Regions from separate parts of the Homo sapiens genome. Here region 2 is linked to region 1. A link is an interaction called in ENCODE POLR2A ChIA-PET data of the cell type or tissue named here. Cell type or tissue: IMR-90. All regions are shown on one strand. Region 1 overlaps DMRTA2 (DMRT like family A2). Region 2 overlaps FAF1 (Fas associated factor 1).

Region 1 (8,000 bases):
GCCAAAACTGTCGCTCTAATCCCAGTCCCGTCAAACGAGCATTTCTCTCACCCGTCTCACCCCAATTAGGCTAAGCTTTGGGGTATCATCTTAACTTTTCCAAATTCTCATTACAGCCATCTGAATCAGTGACTTTCACACTTTACATGTCTCTTTATTTTTTCCAGCGGAATCACTAATTCAGACAAAATCTTACCCCTAGCGTGTATATCAGGTCTAAGAGCAGCCATGGCCAGACTGGGGTGAAGGTGCTAGGGCTCACAAGGAGGTTCCGACTGCACCTCCTCCCAGCAATTCTGGCCCCTCTAGCCCAGCCTCCGCGGCCCAAATTTCCCTCTCCAGCTTGGGTTCCTCAAGGCGGCGCTTTGGCCTAGCGCGCGGTGTGCTCCTCACCAGGTCTCTCCCCTCTCCCACCTTCTTTCCCGTCAGGTCCTGTCATGGAGCTGCGCTCGGAGCTGCCCAGCGTGCCCGGCGCGGCGACGGCGGCGGCGGCAACAGCGACGGGGCCGCCTGTGGCGTCGGTGGCGTCGGTGGCGGCAGCCGCGGCGGCCGCTGCATCGCTACCGGTGAGCGTGGCAGGCGGCTTGCTGCGGGGGCCGCCACTGTTGCTGCGGGCAGCCGAGAAGTACCCGCGGACCCCCAAGTGCGCGCGCTGTCGCAACCATGGCGTGGTGTCGGCCCTCAAGGGCCACAAACGCTACTGTCGCTGGAAGGACTGCCTGTGCGCCAAGTGCACGCTCATCGCGGAGCGCCAGCGTGTCATGGCGGCGCAGGTGGCGCTGCGCAGGCAGCAGGCGCAGGAGGAGAACGAGGCGCGCGAGCTGCAGCTGCTCTACGGCACTGCCGAGGGGCTGGCGCTGGCCGCCGCCAACGGCATCATCCCCCCGAGGCCCGCCTACGAGGTCTTCGGTTCAGTGTGCGCCGCCGACGGCGGGGGACCTGGAGCGGGAGCGCCCGCGGGGACCGGAGGCGGAGCAGCTGGCGCAGGGGGCTCAGGTGAGAGCGCGGCCAGGCCGCAGGTAGGGGCAGCAGGATCGTAGCTCTGGGGCACGGGGCCCAGGGGCTTGTCTCGGTTCAGAAAGAGTAGAACCCCCGTGTCCAGTCGCCGCGACTGCTAGGGTTCACCGCTCGCCCAGCCTCGGGTATGGAGCGTGGGTACAGAAACTCTCCTTTCTCCCGCTTCTGGAGCATTTGCACTTTACCCCTTTCTCCTGCATCGGGCCGAAATGTACACGCTTTAATTTTTTTACTCGCCTCTACCCAAACGCAGGCAGGTCCCTGCTTCTTTGCTTCGTCTTCTCCCCAGGTGGAAACCTGCGCATCTTCGTTCGCTCTGCGCTTCTCCACAGGCCCTTTCCCTCTGCTCCTTCCCAACTCCCTTAAGGAATCCCCCCCCCTTTAACTGACACCCTAGGTTTTGAGACGCCCTAGGTTCTGAGACGCCCTAGTTTCTTTTCCCCTTCTCGCGTTCCTAACGCCCTCTGGACAACCGCTTGCTGCGCCCTCCCTCCTTCTAGTTTCTTCCGCACCCTCCCTGGTTTCTCAGGTCTGCTTTCCTATGTCTTTTCCTCTTCGCTTCCTACTGCCTGCCTAGCACCACCCTCTTTTTCTGGACCCCCGTGGCTTTTTGTGGGGAGGGAAGAAATTAGGCCAGAGCCGTTGAGGGAAAGGAGGGATCCGCTCTAAACTTGGGAGGGAAGAACTTCTCAGGTCTCAATTTTGGAAAGGGTGGATTAGAAACAGGGGCTGTACTTCTGCCTGTAGAGAAGCTTGGGACCTCCTAGATAACCAAGGCGCCTTTCCTTACAGGCTGCACTGCCAGGGCAGGCATTTTCTATACAGTGGGCTCTTCTGTACAGCGTGGTTAGGCAGAAGTTATGTTGTCTCTTGTTTGAACCCTGGACCTGGCCACTTCTCCACGGCAGGGCAGGACTGGAAGGGCAGTTAAGGGTGGAGGTGTTGGGGCACAGACGTGGGGAAAGCAGCACTGAACATCGAGTTTACAGGGCACAGGTAGTTGGGGTTCTGAGGAGTACAGAAAGAGAGGGAGCCCTGGGGTCAGGGCTGTAGGGGCTCAGAGCGGAAGGAATGCTAGAGCAAAAAGAAAGAGGGGCACTGGAGCCTAGTGAATAAGGGCTGTGGGGCTGAGGGAGAGGAAACTGAGATCCAAAGGGCCGAGGTGCTGTGACTGCTGTCTTCTAGCTAACCGCTCCTCACGACACGTTTTCTCCCCTCCCAGAGGCCAAGTTGCAGAAGTTTGACCTGTTTCCTAAGACGCTGCTGCAGGCAGGCCGCCCGGGCAGCCCGCTGCCGCCGCCGGTGAAGCCCTTATCACCCGACGGCGCAGACTCGGGGCCCGGGACGTCGTCCCCAGAGGTGCGGCCCGGCTCAGGCTCGGAGAACGGCGATGGCGAGTCCTTTTCTGGTTCGCCCCTAGCTCGGGCCTCCAAAGAGGCAGGTGGCAGCTGCCCAGGCAGCGCTGGCCCTGGCGGCGGCGGCGAGGAGGACAGCCCGGGCTCCGCTAGCCCTCTGGGCTCTGAATCCGGTTCAGAGGCTGACAAAGAAGAGGGTGAGGCCGCGCCGGCGCCAGGGCTGGGCGGAGGCTCGGGTCCACGGCAGCGGACGCCGCTGGATATCTTGACACGCGTGTTCCCAGGCCACCGGCGAGGCGTCCTGGAGCTGGTGTTGCAGGGCTGCGGCGGCGACGTGGTGCAGGCCATCGAGCAGGTGCTGAACCACCACCGTGGGGGCCTGGCGGCCGGCCTGGGCCCTGCGGCGCCCCCAGATAAGGCCGCCGTGGGTGCTGCAGCAGCTGCAGACGACGCGTGGCCCAGCCGCGTCGACGCCGCCGCCGCCGCCGCCGCCGCCGCCGGGGGGCCTGGGCTGCCTGCGCCGCTGCAGGCGGGGCCCGCCGCACCTCCGCACCACAGACCCTTGCTGGCCGGCGCCATGGCGCCTGGGGCGCTGGGCTCGCTGAGCAGCCGCTCGGCCTTCTCGCCGCTGCAGCCCAACGCCAGTCACTTCGGTGCCGACGCGGGCGCCTACCCGCTGGGCGCGCCGCTCGGCCTCAGCCCCCTGCGCCTGGCCTACTCCGCGGCGGCGGCGCACAGCCGCGGTCTGGCCTTCATGGCGCCCTACTCCACTGCCGGCTTGGTGCCCACGCTCGGCTTCCGCCCACCCATGGACTACGCCTTTAGCGATCTCATGCGTGACCGCTCGGCCGCCGCTGCTGCGGCGGTGCACAAGGAGCCGACCTACGGCGGCGGCCTGTACGGGCCTATGGTCAACGGCGCTCCGGAGAAGCAGTAGGGCGAGGGGCCTGGCAGCCGGCCGGTCCCCAAACAGGAACCCCAGCCCTGTTCCCGCGGGCCATCGACCCCTCTTCGCCCAGCGCTCTCTCTGCGCCCTGGCTGGGCGTCTTCTCACTCTAAGGTGGTTTTTGGGTTTTGTTTAGGAGGGTGGGTGGGGAAGGCTGAGCAAAGGGGGAGCAGCTACAGACAGGTGCAGGTGTTCTCGGAGGGGGTGCGCGGCCTGGGTCCTCATCTCCTACCTCCGGATCCCTCTTCCAGCCTCACCCGGCCCCCTTTCCAAAAGGCTGGGAATTCATGAGAATTCAGAGGCTGCGACAGCAGCGCAGGCTCCTGCGGCTCCTTAGCTGTGCTCATCCGGCTCTCAGTGGATGGCAGGATAATCCGAGAGTCTTTTCTGTGTCTCCCCAGCCCTCACTTTTAAAAAATTTAAATATTCGCTCTAACAAATATAAATTTAGGATGTATAAATCTCTTGGCACTGAGTCTTTGGGACACACATATATATCGATACAATTGTAAAAAAAAAAAAAGGAAACAAGTTTTAAGGTGCACTTTCCTCGTTGCGGTATTTGTCGCTCTCTTTGTTGCTTATGCCGATAAGCATGGGTTTCCTTGGTGCAGTGTGTTTTTATATATGTATAAATCTATATATAATCTATACATATATATATACAAGCCAGTGTATAATGTTATAAAATGGAATTCTAAGTTATTAATTGTAATCTGTAGGTGACCTCGGTATTAACGTGAAAAACATTCAAAACAAGCAAAAAAAGGGACAAAATGGAAAAAAATTAGACTATGCGCGCATTGTACTTATCAGGTTTAGAGATTAAATATATTGGAAACTCGGGATGAATCCTGCCCACCTGCCCCTCTTGCCTGCGGCTGGTCTGTCCCTAAGGAGCCGTCAAGGTGCGCACTGAAGCAGGAACAGAGCGACGTGTGACTGAGCCAGAACCGCCCGCTCGCGGGCCCATCCTCGCCTCCCGGGACTCGCCAAACGCCCTGACTGAAGGGCCCGCAGCGGAAAACGCTGCTGCAGAGCAGCACTTTGTGCTTTCCTTTGCATAGATATGAGCTAGAAATAAATGTTATTTTCTAAGAAAACAATGCCGAATCCCGTCCCGCTCCTCGAGAAATAGGGGGTGGGGGTGGGGCGCTGGGGAAGGTCGTGATTTCCCACTCAGGCCGCGGCGCTAAGGAGACGCTTGTCCGAGGTCCCGTGGGATCTCCGACCCTCGGGGCTACTGGGAGAGGAGACTTCCTGTGGTACTCGGAAGACCTATCCCACCAGAGTGGCGCGGGGCTCACAACTCCCGAAGGACCCGCGACCGCTGAGCAGAGGGAACACAGTGTGTACCCCAGCTTGGGCACCCTTGCGGAGGGGTCACCTTGCCCCGGCTCTTAGTTTTTGGATCGTCGGCCCCAGTCTTCACAGGGATCTTGCAAGGCTGGGGGCCCAGTCCCTGCTCTTTCCGAGGTGTAGATTTGGATGTACACACTGCGCGCTCCCCATCTCAGATTTGGAACCACAGGCAACGAAGGCGACGGCTGGGCAGGGTGGCTGCTACCATTCTTCTGACAAGGGCTACAGCCTGGGAGTTATGGGGTTCTGGGGAGTTGGGGGTGGCATGCTGCCTTCCTTGAAAAAGTGTAATTTGGGAGAGGGGCCGTGAGCACGCGACTTCGAGCCAGACCTCGTCTCTCACCCTTTTCACCTTCCCTCCTCACGCCGAGCTGAGCAAATTAGCCGCTCCTGGGCCGACCCTCTCCTTCAACCTCCAGTCCCTCCCGCTCCCCGCAGGGTGACTCCCCCGCTCCAGGAAAAGAATGACTCCTCCCCTCGGCTGGGTCCGGCGACATCCCAAGGTAAACTTCTGGGGCCGGCTCGAGTTCCGCCAGGCAGTGAAACTTAATAGCAGGACAAGAAAACGGTTTAATAAAGAAGGGCTTTAATGGGGAACTAATTTGATTGAGTTGCCTAATTCCACTTTAATTGGAAAGGGGGTTTGGCTGTCTGGTGATGAAGTGCGAGCGCGATGAGATGAAAGTGGGGGAGAAGGACCCAGAGAAGAAAGATGCCGGCAAGAGCGATGGACGAAAAGGGGATAAAAAAGGAGAAAAAAGAGGGCGAGAGGAGACAGGAGAGGGAAGAGTTAGAAAGAAAAGAGGCAGGCGGGAGAAAGCGTGCGGAAGCTTCTGGGAGTGTAAACTTTCTTGCCCTTGGCCGCTGCGCCCTCTAAAGCCCCGGTGCGCTCCCCCTACCCCAGGTTTTCGGAGCCTCCCAGCCTCTCCTCGTAGGGCGGTTCCGGCCGCCTCATCCCCGTCCTCTGCCCCACCGCACCCAAGGTGTTGGTTTCGGGAAGGACCTACGCTGGGTCCCCCGAGGCTCCTCGGTTCCTGCCGATGCTCTGGCCGGACCCGAGGGGGCGGCCTGTGGACCCGCGTTACTCATTCCCAAGAACATCTGGAGCGTCACAGACTTAAAGACTATTATATTAGTTCATCCTCGCAGCAAACCGGGGTGAATCCAGAGAGTTGCTTATTACCGGCCCCATTTTACAGAGGAGGAAACTGAGAGCCATCTGGTCCAGGGAATTGTCCAACTTTCCGGGACCCTGGATCACTTCGCCTCTCCACCGCCCCTAGTGGGTCTCCTCCTCTCATGAAGCGGGGTCTGCTGGCCGAGAGTGAGAGGTTTGCGGAAACTCTCCTTCCGTGAACATAGGAGGCCCAGGGAGAAGCAGCGTGCCCCCAAGCGCCTTGGCCTCAGCTCCAGGCTGTCAGCACCTTCGGGTAGAGCTCAGGAAGGCTTCGTGAGCGGTGGGCGTTCTAGGAGTGAGGTAGTGGGGCACCCGAGGTCCCCCGTTCCTGGGCCCGGAGCGTCTCCATGGCCCAGGCCCCGCGGTGGAAGCCCAGGTCGGTCAGTCACAGCCCTTGGCGCCTGGGAACGTACTGCGCCCACGGTGCGCCCCTGACCCGCTGCCCATTGCACAGTCAGGAACAGGGAGGCGCAGAGACCTGCAATGACCGGCCTGGGGTCGCACACCCAGGCCCCAGGGAGCCAGTATCTGTACTCCAGACTCTGGCCTGGTAGCAGGGGCAGGGGGGCGATTGAGTCTCCGCTTCTGGGAGCTTCCGCAGCCGGCAGGAGGGGACTGCGGCCTGAGCTCCGCTGGGATCAGCGCTAGGGAGGAGTGTGGGGTACCCCGGTCTCGGGCGGCGTTCCCACCCTGGAAAGAGAGGGCAGTGGCGGCAGCGTTACCTCTTTTCCTCCTGGGAGAAGGGGAAACGGGAATCTCCTTCCTGACCGCTACTGTCCACGTTTATTCCTGAATGCTTCCCAAAGCAAGCTGGAGCCGACTCGGTCTGAGCAGTGGGAGGATGCGAACCCGGGCCGCCGCGGGTAGCTCCGACTGGTGGGGAGCTTCCCCGCCCCACCCCTCCTGCACAACAGCAGCAGCAGCGACACACTAGCACCTTCTGTATGCCAAGTCCTGTACCAACCATGTTCCCCAGCAGAATCCTGCTCGGTGGGCCAGGAAGAGCCTAGAGCCGGGGTCCAGGCTCAATCGCTGGCTGGGGTTATTCTTTCTTGAATTACTTCAGTCAGCAAATATTTGCTAAGTACTTAATGTATGTCAGGCCCAGTTCTAGGACCCTGGGATACACAAGTGCACACAAGGGAGATCTGGCCGGGGAAGGCCACTTCCGCAAGGCACTCTGCCTCAATTAAATGGTGGAATAGTGGGGTCTGTCTCTCTGGATGCTGTGAGGAGTAAATGAAATAATATCCAAAAGCTCTCAGCTCAGTGCTTGCTCACTAGGTGTTCACTATTACAATTCTCATATCCTTTGGTGTGGATGGTGTGGCCCCATTTAACAAAGAAGTCAACAGCTCAGAGGGATCCAGTGACTGGAGCAAATGGGGCTTCTGAGCCCTCTAAAGTGTCACAGATTATGGGAGACACCCCGCCTAAGGCAAGGGGCCACACAGACAGATGGGAGAGCGTGGTTCTGTAAATGCCTCAGAGGAAGTGAGCTGAGTCCTGAGGAGGTTGGTGAGGGGCAGCATTGTGATCTGTTGTAGGACATTGGGGAGGCAGTCAGGGGTCCCGCTGGACTAGCAGATGGAAAGGGAGGAGGTGGAGACAGGCTGTTGAGGTTGCACAGAGTCAGACGTTAGGTCATGGAGAAACTTGAGTGCCAGAAACTGGGCCTGGACTTCAGTACTGAGAGCTGTTGACAACGGGACCTGGTAAGATTTGCATCTGGATTTGGTAGATTATTTGGAGACAGGCCCAACCTCTCCCTCAGGAGCCGTGACAAATGGTTGTGCCAAAAAGGGATCAGTGGAAGTAGGGAGAGGGAGAAAAGAGGGCCCCTTCAAGAACTGCTAGGAGCCAAACTACCCACTGTTGATCCAGTGTTGGGAGTAAGTAAGGAAGAGGGCTGATTTCCACCTGGAGCAGAGACAAGATTTGATGGCGGGGAGAAGAAGCTTCGTGTTCAACTTCAGAGTTTGAGGGACATGTAGGTCTTCTCAGCATGGACACCAAATGGTAGAAAGAGTCAGCTGTTATCTTGGAGGAATGAGGTGGCCCAGCTCCCTGTCCCCTGAGGACACAGGACTCCCTTAGTGGAGCCCATGGGCCTGGGAGAGGTGTTGAGACCCTCTCACCATGT
Region 2 (8,000 bases), 110 kb before region 1:
CAGAGGGGCATTCTAGGCTTATTTTAAAGGGTTCTAATTTAGGATTTAAAAACAGCATTGCCACACTGTAGGGAAGATAACGTTTATTACCTCACAGCAGCCTTTTTGTTGCCAAAGGAAATTGTTGGCTTTGTTGTTTGCTACAAGTGTGTAACTTTTTCCCCTAAGCTTTGTCTTAGTCTGTTTTCAGCAGTGCATTCCTTTTCCTTTCCTTTGTTTAAAATCTCATCACCATCATACCCCTTCTGTTTGCAGAGCTAACAATGACAAACAGAATACTGATTCTGGCTTCTGTTGCAGTTTGTTTTTTGTTGTTGTTGTTCTTGTTGGTTGTTTGTTTCATTTTTTGGGTACACAGTAGGTGTATATGTTTATGGAGTACATGAAATGTTTTGATACAGGCATGCAATGCGAAATAAGCACATCATGGAGAATGGGGTATCCATCTCCTCAAGCATTTATTCTTTGAGTTACAAACAATCCAATTACATTCTTTAAGTTATTTTAAAATATACAATTAAGTTATCATTGACTGTAGTCATCCTGTTGTGCTATCAAATAGTAGGCTTTATTCATTCTTTCTATTCTTTTTGTACCCATTAAACATCCCCACCTCCCCCCACCACCCTTCCCAACCTCTGGTAACATCCTTTTACTATCTATGACCATGAGTTATTGCTGTTTTCTTTAAAGCAGGAATAAATCATCTCAAGACACAGAGAACAAAAACAATCTCTTGGTACAAAAATTAAAGCAAAACTTACTAAACAGACCTTTAAAAGGAGATTTTACTCTTAGTCTTTAAAAAATACACACACACACACTCATACATATATACATATATACATACACACACACACACACACACACACACACACACACACACCACTTCTTAAAGCTAGCAAAACTACTCACTGGTCAGTAGTTCTGTTAAGAGAATTTTCCCTGAGATAGCTGTATATAAATTTATATGTGAGATTAAAAATCCAAAAATACGATATTTTTAAACATTAGAATTCCACTGAAAATGCTAAAATTATAAAAGTTCTAATATTTAAAAGTAACTTCAAGGAGAAAGGGCTGTGTTAACTGTTGATGATTAGGTTACTAAATGGTTAGCCAACCACACCATAGGTGCCTTTCTGAAGGTAGCTACATTCTGCTTAGAAAAATAGTTACTTATCCAGTGATTTTTCTCCTTTCTGAGGCCCAAATCACAGAAAATTAATTTCTCTCACTTTGATTTATGTATTCATTTCATAAATATTTATTGAGCTTTTAGTGTATACCAGACACTGTGTAGGGCCTAAGAACACAGCTGTGAGCAAGATAAACAAGGTCCTTAGGCTTACAACCCAGAAATTCCAATAAAGTTTATCAACTAATCAGGTGGATGAAGCCCAGGGAGCAACTAGCCAGGGTGAGCCAGACATGTTCTCAAGCTACAAGGCAGGTGGAACAGGTAAGAATGTAGATAATAACAGCTATTCTTCAGCTTCCTGCTACATGCTGGGTTCTTTCTTCTGGGGCAATGTTTCTCAGTGTGATTCCTGAACTACTGGAGTACCTATCTACTAAGATTCCCAAGCAGTTAGATATGAATAAGCAACAGGTTGATTTTTGTTCACATTTATTTCACATTTTGAATGTAAGATAAATTATATTCTTCCAAATCCCATTTAATTTATCACATCTGTTACAATTTATTAGACTGTTAATAGATAATAAGGATTGATTGCATTGATTGTTTTGTCTTGGCAAGCATTCATTTAACAGAGGTGTTTGACTCTGACATCTGAACTTCATGTCATTCATATGTTATTGTCAGATTTACATTCATTTTTCCTTGCTTAAGTCAATTATATTCTTAGCTTCCCAAAATGGATCATGGCTCAACAATGGTTCATTGAAACATAAAAGTAATGATGAATATAGTATAATAAATAACTGCAAACCAGTACAAACTAGTGTAGTTCAAACTACAGTTAACTCTTAAACAACGTGGAGGTTAGGGTGTCAACTCTTGACACAGTCAAATGCAGGTATAACTTTTGACTCCCCCAAAACTTAACTACTAACAGCCTACTGATAACCAGAAGTCTTACCAATAATATAATTGATTAACATGTATTTTGTATGTTATATGTATTATATAGCGCATTAATAAAGTGAACTAGAGAAATAAAATGTTATTAAGAAAATCCTAAGGAAGAAGAAATGTATTGCCTCTTCATTAAGTGGAAGTGGATTATCATAAAGGTCTTTGTTCTTGTCACCTTCACGTAGAGCAGGCTGAGGAGAGGTGGAGGAGAGGTTGGCCTTGCTGTCTTAGAGGAAGCAGAGCCAAAAGAGGTAGAGGAGGTGAAAGAGGAGGCAGAAGAGGCAGGCACACTCTGTATAACTTCTATTGAAAAAACTCTCCATGTAAGTGGACTTACACAGTTCAGACCCTTGTTGTTTAAGGGTCAACTGTGGTTCAACATTAGTATAGAAATAATTCAAGGAACTCCAGTACCAGTATAGAAGATGCCAAGGCAGCTGAATCTGAGTGTGATTATTTTCATACTAGTTTCCATAAAAGAAAATTTGATTAGGAAGTGAATATATAAAAATTGATCATATAAGAGAAAGAATCCATTTACCCCTAGTGTCAGTGTTTCTTAGAACATTTTTTGATAAAAGCATGAGCCCTTCAAAGTTTTTGCTTCATTATTAAGTAAAGCCTAATGATCTACCTCTCTGTTAAATCAATAGAATTTTTTTTAGAACAGAAGAAAAATAATATCACTAAAGTAAAAAATCTATTGCTAAAAGCAGAGAAGATGCAAAATCCCAGAGGAGAAATTGTTTATAAGTACACTCAAGGTAAAAATGGATGCAAACCCTGCTATTGCCAAGAAACTTGTAAAGCCCCTGCAAAATTGGCCATAAGAAGCTAATGCTCAAAAGAGACAGCAGGCTGGGTGCAGTGGCTCACGGCTATAATCTCAGCACTTTGGGAGGCTGAGGTAGGAGGATCACTTGAGCCCAGGAGTTTGAGACCAGCCTGGGCAACATGTGGAAACCCCATCTCTACAAAAAATAGGGAAAAAAAATTAGCCAAGTATGGTGGTGTAGTCCCAGCGACTCGGGAGGCTAAACTGGGAGAATTGCTTAAGCTCAAGAGGTCAAGGCTGCAGTGAGCTGTGATTGCACCACTGCACTCCAGCCTGGGCAAGAGTAAGACCCTGTCTCAGAGAGAGAGAGAGAGAGAGAGGGAGAGAGGGAGAGAGGGAGAGAGGGAGAGAGAGAGAGAGAGAGAGAGAGAGAGAGACAGCAGAGTAAGTTCTTGGGTTAAATACTTCATCAAATGACACTGTTGGATGGCATATACAATGGTAATGGGGTGGTCAATGGAAGAGTGATAAGTATATTGTGAACACTACTAGAGAGATACTTTACAGTTGGATGAAACTACTAATGTGTGCAAAGTAAGAATCAGTTCTTGTCATATGTGCTGTATGAATGTTGAAGAGGTGGAAGTAGTCATCACTCTTTATTCTATTATCAGTGAGAAATATATATTACAGAAGTTTTTCACTTAGTGATTATTTTGCAAGCTGAGTTAAATTTTAAAAGATGAGGCAGAATCAGTACTGTTGACTAACTACTTCAAAGGACACCACGAAGAAAGTGAAAGTACAACCCACAGATTGGGAGACAATTACTGTAAATCATTAATCTAATAATAAGGGACTTGTATCTGGAATATATAAAGAACTCTTACAACTCAATAACAAAAAGACAAATTATCCCAGCAACAACTGGCAAAGGGTTCGAAAAGATATTTCTCCAAGGACGATATACAAGTGGCCAATAGCACATGAAAAGAAGCTCAACATTATTACTCACCAGGTGACTGCAAATCAAAGCCGCATGAGGTACCACTTCATACCTGCTACAATTTGTAGAATCAAAAAAGTCATCAGGGGCCCGGCACAGTGGCTCACTCCTGTAATCCCAGCACTTTGGTAGGCCGAGGTGGGCAGATACTTGAGGCTGGGAGTTTGAGACCAGCTTGGCCAACATAGCGAAACCCTGTCTCTACTTAAAATATAAAAATCTTTGCTGGGCATGGTGGCACGCACATGTAGTCCCAGCTACTTAGGAGGCTGAGGCAGGAGAATCACTTGAACCTGAGAGGCAGACGTTGCAGTGAGCCGAGATCACGCCACTACACTCCAGCTGGGCAACAGAGCAAGTCTCTGTCTCAAAAAAAAAAAAAAAGTCGTCAGGTAACAACAAATGTTAGCAAGGATGTGGAGACATCTGAACCCTCATTGGCTGCTAGTGGGAATGTAAAATGGTGCAACAGCTTTGGAAAACAGTCTGGCAGCTCTTCAGTTGATTAAATGTAGTTACCATGTAATCCAGCAATTCCACTCCTAGTTATATACTCAAGAGAAATGAAAACCTGTGTCCATGTAAACATTTGTACATGACTGTTTATAGTAGCATTATTCATAATAACCAAAAGGTGGAGGCTGGGCACAGTGGCTCATGCCTGTAATCCTAGCCCTTTGGGAGGCAGAGGCACGTGGATTGCTTGCAGTCAGGAGTTTAAGACCAGCCTGGGCCACACAGAAAAACTCCCATCTCTATGAAAAAAATTTTAAAATTATTTAAAAATAATAAATATTATTATTATTTTTAATAGAGATGGGGTCTCGCTATTTTGTGCAGGCTGGTCTTGAACTCCTGGGCTCAAGAGATCCTCCCACCTCAGCCTTCCAAAGTGCTGGGATTACAGGTGTGAGCCACCATGCCCAGCCTAGAAATAATAAATAATTTTAAAATTGTTTTGGCCAGGCACGGTGGCTCATGCCACCATGAGCAGGCCAAGGTAGGCAAATTGCTTGAGCCCAGGAGATCAAGACCAGCCTAGGCAACATGGCAAAACCCTATCTCTACAAAAAATGGGATATGAAAGCTAACCTACAGGTCAAAACAGGAGTCATTAAACTGGATATAAATAACCTTTGTGAAATATCGCAAACGATATCAATTACCTTCTACTGTTTAGAAACTATCATTAGTATTATTTAAATGTTATGTTTCATTTTTATTATCTAAAAGTTATGATCTTAAAAATTTTCCTAAAGTTTGTGGTTTGCATCTGGGTGAGTATCATGTACTCAGTATTAAAGGAATTAATGTCAGCTTCTTTACCAATGAATTATAGGGAACACAAATTAAGATGAAAGAGTGTACTGGAAATATACATGCAGGTATTTTGCATTCACATTATTATGCAACATAATCTGTAACTCTGATACTAACAAGAGTCAACTGACACAGAAAAAAAATTGGCCAAAATCCACACCCTTTCATCATAAAAACACACAATTAAATAGGAAAAAAAGGGAACTTCCTCAGCATAATAAAGCCCACATATGAAAAACCCACAGCCAACATCGTACTCAATAGTGAACCACTCAAAGCTTTTCTTCCAAGATCAGGAAAAAAGCAAGGATTCCAACTTCCCTGCTGCCTTTTGACATAGGACTGTAACTTCTAGCCAGGGTAGGAAAAAGAAATAAAAGGCATACAGATTGGAAAGGAAGAAGTAAAATTATCTCTATTTGCAGATGGCATGATCTTACATGAGAAAACCCTAGAGATTCCACACCAACAAAAAAACTGAGCTTAAAACAAAGTCAGCAAACTTGTAGGATATGAAATTAACCCATACGAATCTATTGTATCTCTGTACACTAGCTGTAAGGAATCTGAAAGATACAAACAAATGGAAAAACATTTCATGCTCAAAGGTAAGAAGAATCAATATTGTTAAAATGGCCATACTGCCCAAAGCAATTTATAGATTCAGTGTTATTCCTATTAAACTACCATTGAGATTCTTCACAGAACTAGAAAAAAACTTTTAAAATACATATGGGGGCCAGGCACAGTGGCTCACGCCTGTAATCCCAGCATTTTGGGAGGCCGAGGCGGGTGGATCACCTGAGGCCAGGAGTTTGAGACCAGCCTGACCAACATGGAGAAACCCTGCTTCTATTAAAAATACAAAAATTAGCCAGGCATGGTAGCAGGTGCCTGTAATCCCAGCTACTTGGGAGGCTGAGGTAGAAGAATCACTTGAACCTGAGAAGCAGAGGTTACAGTGAGCCAAGATCTCACCACTGCACTACACCCTGGGCAACAGAGCAAGATTCTGTCTCAAAAAAAAAAATTCATATGGGACCAAAAAAAAGAGCCTGAATAGCCAAAGTAATCCTAAGCAAAAATAACAAAGATGGAGGGATTATGCTACTTGACTTCAAACTATACTACAGGGTTGCAGTACCCAAAATAACATGGTACTGGTACAAAAACAGACACATAGACCAATGGAACAGAATAGAAAACTCAGAAATAAGACCGCACACCTACAACTATCTGATGTTTGACAAAGCTGACAAAAACAAGCAATGGGTTAAGGACTCCCTATTCAATAAATGGTGCTGGGATAACTGGCTCACCATATGCAGAAGATTGAAACCGGACTCTTTCCTTACACCATATACAAAAATTAACTCAAGATAGATTGAAGACTTAAATGGAAAACCCAAAACTATAAAAACCCTAGAAGACAACCTAGGCAATACCATTCAGGACATAGGCATGGGCAAAGCCTTCATGACAAAAATGCCAAAAGCAATAGCAACAAAAGCAAAAATTGACAAATGGGATCTAATTAAACTAAATACCTTCTGCAGAGCAAAACACACATCAGCAGAGTAAACAGACAACCTACAGAATGGGAGAAAATTTTTGCAAACTGTACATCTGACAGAGGTCTAATATCCAGCATTTATAAGGAACTTAAATTTACAAATAACAACCCCATTAAGAAGTGGCCAAAGGGCACGAACAGACACTTTTCAAAAGAAGACATACATGTGGTCAACAATTATATGAATAAAAATCACAGCATCACAGGTCATTAGAGACATGCATACCAAAACCACAATGAGATACCTTCTCACACCAGTCAGAAGGGCTATTATTAAAAAGTCAAAAAAAAAAAATAGATGCTAGCGAGGTTGCAGAGAAAAGAGAGCGCTTACACACTGTTAGTGGGAGTGTAATTTAGTTCAACCATTGTGGAAGACAGTGTGGCAATTCCTCAGAGACCTACAGGCAGAAATGCCATTCGACTCAGCAATCCCATTACTGGGTATTTACCCAAAGGAATATAAATTGTTCTGTTATAAAGACACTTGCATGTCTATGTTCATTGCAACACTGTTCACAATAGCAAAGACATGGAATCAACCTAAATGCCCATCAATGGGAGACTAGATAAAGAAAATGTGGTATATATACACCATGGAGTACTATACATCCATAAAAAAGAATGAGATAACCCACAGAATGGAAGAAAATATTTGCAAATCATATATCTGATAAGGGTTTAATATCCAGAATATATTAAATATATTAACTCCTACAACACGACAACAGAAAATTAAACAATTCAATTAAAAAATCGGCAAAAGACTTGAATAGACATTTCTTCAAAGATATACAGATGACCAACAAGCTCATGGAAAGATGCTCAATGTCAGTAGTCTTTGGGGAAATACAAATCTAAGCCACAAATAAGATGCCACTTCATACCTAGAAGGATGGCTATAATTTTAAAAATGGAACATAAGAATTTATGAGGATGTAGACACAAATTTAGAACCCTTGTACATTGCTGATTGGGATGTAAAATGGCAGCTGCTATGGAAAACAGTTTGTTGACTACTCAAAAAGTTAAATATAGAGTAACCATTTGAACCAGGTATTCCACTCCTGGCCATATACCCAAAAGAACTGAAAACAGGGACTCAAATAGGTATTTGTGCCTGAAAGTTCATTGCATCATTATTCATAATAGCCAAAAAGTGGAAATAATCCAAATATCTATCAACAGATTAATGGATAAAAATATGGTATATCCATACAATGGA

Evidence for each region. Peaks named below come from ENCODE experiments on the same cell type or tissue, not always from the same donor. Only the 100,000 strongest peaks of a DNase experiment are listed, where the experiment ranks them.
Region 2: POLR2A ChIA-PET joins it to region 1 with 5 read pairs; 4 of 35 experiments call an interaction of 5 or more read pairs at or near these places.

The regions. Positions count from the first base shown.
Region 1 is chr1:50,413,974-50,421,973 of GRCh38, reverse strand. It overlaps DMRTA2 (DMRT like family A2), which reads left to right. Exons shown (of 3, transcript NM_032110.3): 2 at 430-996; 3 at 2,240-4,424. The coding sequence starts at 438. The coding sequence ends at 3,309. Among named protein-coding and RNA genes, the nearest start is that of DMRTA2, 5.5 kb to the left of the region's middle. RefSeq lists enhancers at 236-735, 1,971-2,920, 2,921-3,871. In IMR-90, no CTCF peak of the experiment used is centred here; no DNase peak of the experiment used is centred here; H3K27me3 peaks cover 7,830 bases.
Region 2 is chr1:50,523,125-50,531,124 of GRCh38, reverse strand. The region is part of intron 15 of FAF1 (Fas associated factor 1); the gene reads left to right. Among named protein-coding and RNA genes, the nearest start is that of FAF1-AS1, 86 kb to the right of the region's middle. In IMR-90, no CTCF peak of the experiment used is centred here; a DNase peak (open chromatin) is centred at 4,484.